2 separate regions of the Homo sapiens genome follow, and region 2 is linked to region 1. Evidence: read pairs that join two places in POLR2A ChIA-PET (ENCODE). Cell type or tissue: CD4-positive, alpha-beta T cell. All regions are shown on one strand. Each heading gives the region's core, and the rest is flanking DNA. Links, peaks and the distances in the headings are about the cores only. Region 1 has its middle 56 kb from the start of LINC02513. Region 2 holds the start of LOC105374408 (a long non-coding RNA gene).

The links. Peaks named below come from ENCODE experiments on the same cell type or tissue, not always from the same donor. Only the 100,000 strongest peaks of a DNase experiment are listed, where the experiment ranks them.
Region 2: POLR2A ChIA-PET joins it to region 1 with 7 read pairs; 4 of 35 experiments call an interaction of 5 or more read pairs at or near these places.

The regions. Positions count from the first base shown.
Region 1 is chr4:38,308,457-38,312,847 of GRCh38, reverse strand. No RefSeq gene overlaps it. Among named protein-coding and RNA genes, the nearest start is that of LINC02513, 56 kb to the left of the region's middle. RefSeq lists enhancers at 2,144-2,303, 2,314-2,443. In CD4-positive, alpha-beta T cell, for the core only: no CTCF peak of the experiment used is centred there; a DNase peak (open chromatin) is centred at 2,247; H3K4me3 peaks cover 757 bases; H3K27ac peaks cover 572 bases.
Region 2 is chr4:38,240,790-38,245,180 of GRCh38, reverse strand. LOC105374408 (a long non-coding RNA gene) reads left to right here and starts at 1,726. Exons shown (of 2, transcript XR_925214.3): 1 at 1,726-1,837. RefSeq lists a silencer at 470-667 and enhancers at 1,633-1,802, 1,444-1,945. In CD4-positive, alpha-beta T cell, for the core only: no CTCF peak of the experiment used is centred there; no DNase peak of the experiment used is centred there.

The DNA of each region.
Region 1 (4,391 bases), core at 287-4,286:
TTATAATTAGAGAGGATATATCATAAGTCCATTGACCAGTTGCAAAAATTATCGACACAAGACAGATCTTATTACATCATCGCTCTCCCTATCTGTCTTCTATTACTAAATTATTTTGAAGTAAATGGCACACATACTATTTCTGTATCATATTATTCTGTTATTATCCATACATACTTTAGTATGTATCTCCAAGAAGAACTTTCACAATGGCACTACCAGTGTTACTTCCAAAGAAAATAACAGTAATTTTTCAAGTCATCAAACATCCAAACCCTTTCAAATGTCTCAGATTTCCTGTAAATGTATTTCTACAGTTGCTTTGTTTGCATTGGAAGAAAAAGCAGTTCACACATTGCATTTGATCAACTCTCTTAAATCTCTATCAGCTATATAGGCCTCCTTGTCTCCCTGACATTCTCTTGTTAAAGAAAGAGAGTGATTTGCCCTGTAAATTTCTCACCTTTTAGATTTTGCTGATTATATCACTGTGGTGTCATTTAACATGTTCCTCCATTCCCTGTATTTTCTGTAAACTGGTAGTTAGATCTAGTGGTCTGATTAGAATCACATTGAATTGTTTGGCAAAGATACCTCATAAGCAAGACACAATCAAGGACCCTAAGCTTAAGATTACTTCTTTCTAGAAGATGAAGTCTCTGTTCCAAGCTCACAAAGCTAATAAAGGACAGAACAAGGCCTGGAATTCAATATTCTGCCTCTAGGTTCCTGTCCTTCCTCCCCATCACAGGATTTGAATCTAGTCTCTCCTCCTTGGAATGGAAGGTTGTCATTAAATCTTCTACCTCCATTATGACAGAAGGAGCAAGAGAGGAGCAGTGGGAAGGTTCAAACCTTCCTCTGACATACGGCAATATTTTTATTTTAAACAGATGCTGTGGGGAGAAGTCTCCTCAAGCCTGGGTGGGGCTATGCACAGTCTGCTTTTGCCAGAGGACTGGAAGCACTTAACACAGAACTCTGGCACAGAGCATCATTCTTGTTCCCCCTCTCTCCTTTTAAACACTGAGAACCAATTTACCTGAGTGAGTGCCGAAAGGAACATTTCATCCCTTTGCCTTACTCATTTTAATCGGAGGGAATGAGGTGTGTGTTCTTGCTCGCTGGCGGTGCTAGACGCCCGAGGAGATGCATGGAATTCCTCTTGGGTGAATAGGAAATAGAAAAGGAATAGCTAACGAAGGTGGCAACTATTCTGTGCCCTTTAGAAGTAAGTGCTTCCTCCTCCCTTCCTGCTACACTCAGCATGCAAACCCCAGAACCAAGACTGTATAACACAGGTAAATGGAAATATTCCCATCACAAGAGGAAGAAACCCACTCCCTACCCAAAACAAGGGGTAGGAGGCAAAGGTGGCTCAAATGCACAATAACAGTGAGAGCCCACCTTTATGGAATACTTAAAACACACCAAATACTTTATGCACAGTGACTCATTTAGTCCTCAAAACAACCCTGAAAAGTGGAAAGCAGGTGCTTCTATTTCCTGAATCTGCAGATAAGGAGGAATGTGAGATCACACAGATATTATTTTAGTGAAGGCAGAATTCTAATCCAGGCTTTTCTCATTTAGCGTCTGTAGCTTCACCATTAGGCTACAAAATTAGCTAAATTAAGATACTTATTTGGGAGCGGATAGCAATTTAGAAGGGAAATTTTGTTGGGTTTAGGAGTGGCTCAAGTAATACACCTTGGGATTCCTGGCCTTTGAGGACTATCATCTTCCATCTTACCGTAGGTCTCCAAAATCCATTAAGCACATTTCACAGGTGCAGGGACAGAAAGTTTCCACAAGGAATTGACTCTGGAGAAGCAACAGTTAAGCACTCTCTAGCTGTCTTCCTGTCAGATCAAGGCTTCTCACTCAAAGGAATGTCAGGAACCTATGTGGCACACACAGCCTTTGTGTGAATTCGAAAGTAGCACCTCTCCTGGGTAGATGAGTGGCAAAAATCTGCTCTTTCTGGGAGGATCCTTCTGGAAGGGTAATATCCACACTAAGCTTCACTGCTTGGCAGGGGTTGGGCCAGATTTCAGCCCCTTTCATACCCCTGCAGCCAGGTTCAAGAGTGCAGCAGAGCCCTGGTAAGCCAAGCTCCCTTTCCAAGCCAGGACTCTGCACCTGTTAAGCCCAAGTCACTCTTGCTGAGCTGTTACCATCTTTGGTGGTTGTTTCACGTGATTGTGGTCTCCTGTCAGCTCATGAGAGGGCAGAACCCAATTACTAGATTACTCAGAGTGCTGGTTTTCTTTTTCTTTCTTTTTTTTCTTTTTTCACCGCACTCAAGGCTGTGGCAGCCAAAATTTCCCTCCATCTCCCTGGTTTGACTCAACGAAGCTAGGCTGACATTGCTGTACATAGACTGCTAGGAGACTGTGACCATACTACACCATTTTTTCAATAGCGCTGACCAATTTCAATGGCTTGATTTTGTCATCGGATTGTATAAAAGAGCATGAAAAATAATTGGCAGTGGATAAACATTTTTCAGTCCACACTAAAAACGTAAATGTGAATCGATTACAAACCATGGGGAAATAAATTTGGTCAAAACTTAGTCATTTCGCTTTTGGAAATTTGTAGTAAAGAAATAATGCTAAATGTAGAAGAAAAACAAAAACCTCTGTCCACAAAGATAGTCACTACTGCGTTATTTGTATTAATACTAGGGAAAGTTGGAAATTAGCTGTCTTTATGGGAGAGCTTGTAGGTTAGGTAAATTATGGTATTTACCACATAATAGAGTTTTACAGCATTTTTGGAATTTGTGTTTCTGAAATGTTTGTTGGAACATATATAATGTGTATGTTGTTACAAGAAAAAATGTCAGGAAGCAAATAAATGTAAATTATAATCACAACTGTGTCAATAATGCTTAGAAAAATTTAGAAAGAGGACACACTAAAGCAGTCTTATTAAACCTAATGAAAATAACTACTATTTGTTGAGTTTTTGCTGTGTGTGAGGTACTGTGCTCAGTGTTTTTACATACATTAATTCAGTTTATCCTTCTATTAACAACTTGTGGTAAGTACAATTATTATGATTCCCATTTTATAGATGAAGGAATTGTTGCAGAGCTAAGTTAAATAACTTGCCCAAGTCATGTAGCAGAAAATGTAAAAGCTGGAAGATGAATCCAGGAAGCCTCAACAGCCACGCCTCCTAGCTGTTTGTCAGCTAGTTGAAAAATAGAACAAAAGATAATATGGAGAGATATCATTAAAAATATTACATAGAACAGGTTGAGCCTAGAATATGATGGGGTAGTGTTACAAGTACCCAATAACTAAATGGAGGAAGTTCTGTTTACCCAGGTAAAGATAATACAGTTCAAGCATCAATAACTGCAGTAGACTGAAGCACATCAATATTTGTGAAGTTACAGGTTTAAAATTACTCAGGAAAAAAACCCTCATCGGACACGTTTAGAGAAGCTAGGAAATAGCTCATTTCGCTGAAAACTGGTAAATAGAAAATAACCAAGCATTTTTCCTGCTTTTACTGTGCAAAATTTAGGGTAACTAAAGAGTTGATGAGGACAAATTTCCTTTAATGGAAATATTCCACATAACGAACGAAGCAGGAATAGTAGAATAGCATCCCCATAAAATAAAGGATCAGGCAAGAGATATTAACATTACAGAAACAGACATAACCAGACGGTATGTACTCCTGGTGGGATTATCACACCACTGCCTATGACACTGCCTATGACTAATGACAAAAAAATCAAAACCTGAGTCAGATTGTACCTCTATTTATGCCTCCCAATTTATAAGAAATGCAGGAGAGAGACAGAGAAATGGTTTAAATGACATCAAAGGAGACAAAAATCAGCAAAATTCAGAGTGTGGAACACTTGGTAGGACAAAGGACCTGTTTTCTCTCGACTTTGAAGGGGGAAAAGGGAGGGGAGGGGACATGTAGATGAAAACAGAACAACTACAGTGATCTTACTTGGATTCTATTTGGGGAGAAAATCCCTCAAAACGTTTTTGAGACAGTCAGAGAAACTGAAATGCTGTCTGGATATTTGATTAAATTCAGGAATTTTTCTCTTTTTTAAGGTGTGATGGTGATGTTGTAGCTATGGCTATGGCTATGCTTTTTAAAAGAAGTCCTTGTCATCGCTTCTTGGTCTTTTGACTAAGATCAAGTGTAATAAAAAGAAGTCCTTGTCTTTTAGAGATGCATTCTGGAATATTTATGGATGAGAATATATGATTTCTTATATTTGTTTTAATATATTTCAAGAGCCAGGAGGAGGTGAATGAGGAGAGATACAATAAAAGATTGGCCATGAGTTGATAATTGCTGAGGTTGAGTAGTGGGTAAGTGGGGTCTCATCACGCTCTCCTCTCTACTTT
Region 2 (4,391 bases), core at 205-4,204, 68 kb after region 1:
TTTAATGATCCCTATGTTATTGTTTAAGAAACTGAGACCAAGAAAAATTAATTTGCCCATCACAAAGTTTTCACAGAAGCCAGATACAGTACTCTCATCTCCTTTTGAGTTGCCTTGTCCCAAGTGTAGGTCCCAAATCTTTCTAGGTGTCTCCTCTGTCCCCTATTCGGTAAATTATTTATGTGGTCCAACAGTTCTAGAGTAAGATAAGCAAAAAAAAGGACCAAACAGAAAATGGCATTTGTATACTGTGATAAAGCCTGAGCTTTAGGGGTCTAGGAATCCAGGGATCAAAGCAGGACCCACACCTGCTTGCCTCTGGTGCCTTGCTAATGGGGAATCCTGCAATTGTGCGAATGTTCAACCTTACGGAGTCCTGAGGGAGTCGGACACTGTTCCATGCATCCAACGCGTGCTATTTATTTAATCTTCCCAACAGCTTTTAACGTAGTACGATAGTCAACCCCATTTTATACATGAGGAACTGAGCTCTGAGAGGCTCAAATTCAGGCTCCGTGGCCCACACTCTTCCTACTGTCCATCAGCTAAACACGTGTTTTCTAAGATCACAGAAAGATCTACCCAACTGAAAGTGGAAGCAAGGGAAGGAGGAGGGGGCCGGGCGCGGTGGCTCACGCCTATAATCCCAGCACTCTGAGGGGCCGAGGTGGGTGGATTACGAGGTCAGGAGTTCCAGACCAGCATAACCAACATGGTGAAACCCCGTCTCTACTAAAAATACAAAAATTAGCCGGGCATAGTAGCAGGCGCCTGTAATCCCAGCTACTCGTGAGGCTGAGGCAGGAGAATCGTTTGAACCAGGGAGTCGGAGGTTGCAGTGAGCTGAGATCGCACCACTGCACTCCAGCCTGGGCGACGGAGCGACACTCTATCTCAAAATTAAAAAAAAAAAAAAAGAGAAGTGGAGGAAGGGAGGGCAGGAGGGCAGGAGGGCTGGAAGGCAGACACAAATGGAAACACAGCAGGATGAAGGTGAGCAGCAGTGACCTATCAAGGCATGTGATGGGTGCTTGAAAGACACAAGAAACAAAGAGGCCCAGGGAATAGAACACAGGAGAGAGGGGCAAAGGGCTGGGGGCCCAGGAGTCCCCACTACCCTTCCCCTCATATTGGCGCGCACACATACAAACACACCACACACACACCCCACACAAACACACACCCCACACACACCACACACATAAACACACACCACACAAACACACACACACACCACACAAACACACACCACACACACCACACACATAAGCATACACCACACAAACACACACCACACACACACCACAAACACACAAACACAAACACACCACACACACACTCCACTCACACACACCACACAAACACACACCACACACATAAACACACACCATACACACAAACACACACCACACACACAAACACACACCCCACACACATACCCCACACACACACCACACACACACACACCACACACACCACACACACAAACACATGCACACACACCACACACGCACCACAAACACACACCACACACACCATACACACACAAACACACACACAGCACACACACACACAAACACACACACTTGCCCAAGTCCACTGAGCTCACTGGCTACATCCTTCACAGCCACAGCCCTGGCTTGTTTCACTTGTGTGTTTATTTAGCTTAAGCGTCTGCTTTAAAGGGCTCCCTAAGAGAGGCAGAGCGGGAGGAGTGGTGGGAACCACCCTTTAGAAGAGGACGTACTGATTAGAAAGGAGCTGGGAAGAATACAGCTGCCTGAAAGCTGACAAGCCCTAGAGATGGTCTCCCTTTATTTCTCTTCCATAGCTGCTGGTGAGCCCCCCACTTCCTACTTCCCGTCCTCTCTCTCTGTCTCTCTCTCTCTCTCTCTGTGTGTGTCTCTCTCTGCAGTAGGTGGTGGCCGCCCCAGGCTTTTCCTGCTGTAGTTGATTATGTGTTGAGTGAGAGAGTCTCTTTAAGATGGTATCTACAGCGACCTCAAAGCACAAGTCATTGTTTTTAAAGAAAAAGAGCCTCTGATGGCGGAGAGCATGGTGCACTGGGACTCCACCTGGGTGCAGAGATGATCAGGAAACTGGGTTCCAGCCCCAAGTCTGTCCTTGGCAAGCCATGTGATCTCATGCCACTCAGCCTCTCAGATTCCTGCCTGAAAGAGGGTGACATCTGTCCTACCCACCTGAGGATAATAAAAAAGATAAGGCATGTGAAAGCACTTTCCACAATGCCAGGGAGTGATAGGTCCCCAGAAAGCTTTTGCTGATTGATTGACTGCCAGAGTGATTGATGATGCCTGGGGAGGACAAGGCCTTCCTGTTTATTTAAGATGTTTTTCACCAAAAGCTACTGGATGATGGATACAGTCTTCAGGGGCAAAGACATTATTGCAAACATAAAACTGATTGAACATTGTGTCCTGGCCAAGGAGTTTCCTACTCATTCTCTCCTCTAATGGAATTCCTGTCCCATTTAACACGATGCGTCTGTTATGGAGTCCCTAATTAAGGACCTGCAAGAAAGGTAAAAAGTCATTATCGCTCACCTTAGGAGACACTCATATTACTCAGGGTTTTCAGAGCAAAGCCCTAGGGAATGTCTGTCTTCCTAGACTTGGCAAACCTACCAGCCTTCCTAGACTTCTCTACACATGGTCACCAAGATCCAGACATTCTGAGGTTCTAAGAGCTCCTTTCAGCAACTTTACTGTGCAAATTGAGTTTAATTCGTTGAGTTTAGTTCAGAAGGAGCTAAGAGAGGAAGATCAAGATCCATGAATCTAGTATTCGTGAGCAGGCATGTCACGCCCTGGGAAGGTGAGTCAAGACACGGCATTAAAATAGGGGTGTGGAGGGATTCAGCCAAGGAGACAAAGTGAGGCTGATGGGGGAAAAAGAGGAGGAGTCCTTATGGTGATGTTTGACTTGTGTCTTAAAAGGATAATGTGGCTGCTGAATGGAGAATAGACTTGGGAGTGGAGCTAGGGCTGGGGGTGGAGTGAAGTAGGGAGAAAAGGTAGGAAGCTATAGGGAAAGTTTAGTGGAGAAATGACAATGGCCTGGTTCAAAGTCAGCCATGAAGAAGGGGGACATGGTTGACATTCTTGGAGCCCCATGTAACACCTCCCTGGAAGCATCAGTGTGTTAGGCACTTTTTTTTGTTGGTTTGTTTTGAGATGGAGTTTCACTTCTGTTGCCCAGGCTGGAGTGCAATGGCGTGATCTCAGCTCACTGCCACCTCTGCCTCCTGGGTTCAAACAATTCTTCTGCCTCACCCTCCCAAGAAGCTGAGATTACAGGCCCCTGCCACTATGCCTGGCTAAATTTTGTATTTTAGTAGAGACAGGGTTTCACCATGTTGATCAGGGTCAGGCTGGTCTCAAACTCCAGGTGATCCACCCGCCTCAGCCTCCCAAAGTGCTGGGATTACAGACATGAGTCACCGTGCCTGGCATGTTAGACACTCTTTAAGTTTAAATGCTTTCCTTTTAAGATCAGGAATTACACTAACCAGTTTAATAAGGCCAAAATAAAATAAAATACATCAAGAATGGAAAGGAAGAAAGTAAAATTTTCTTTATTTGCAGATAACATGACCATGTTTCTAAAAACTCCTAAGGAGTCTATTGTTTAAAAGTTCCCAGAACTAATACTTGAGTTTAGCAAAGCCCCAGGGTGTGAGGTCAACATAAAAATGGTGTTTCTATATACTATCAAAAAACAACTGGCGAACCGGGCGTGGTAGCTCATGCCTGTAATCCCAGCACTTTGGGAGGCTGAGGCAGGCAGATCGCCTGAGGTCAGGAGTTCGAGACCAGCCTGCCCGACATGGTGAAACTCCATCTCTACTAAAAATACAAAAATTAGCTGGGTGTGGTGGCAGGCACCTGTAATCCCAGCTACTCGGAAGGCTGAGACAGGAGAGTCACTTGAATCCCGGGAGGCGGAGGTTACAGTGAGCTGAGATCGTGCCACTGCCCTCCAGCCTGGGTGACAAGAGTGAAACTCTGTCTCAAAAAAAAAAAAAAACCCAAAAAACTGGCAATGGAAGGAAAGCAATCAACTTACAATATCACCAAAAACATGATATATTTTGAAATAATTTTAACAAAATATGTGCAAGACTGGTACAATGAGAACTACAAACATTTACTGACAAAAGTCAAGGAGAAACTGGACAAATGTAAAACATAGCATGCTCATGAATTGGAAGACTCAATAGTGTTGTCAGTTACCCAAACTGATCTACACATTCAACAAAATATCAATGTCCAGGTAGCCATTTTTTAGGAATTAACAAGCCAATTATGACACTTATATGGAAGTAAAATACAAGAGATCTAAGATGGCCAAGACAATTTTTTAAAAGAAGA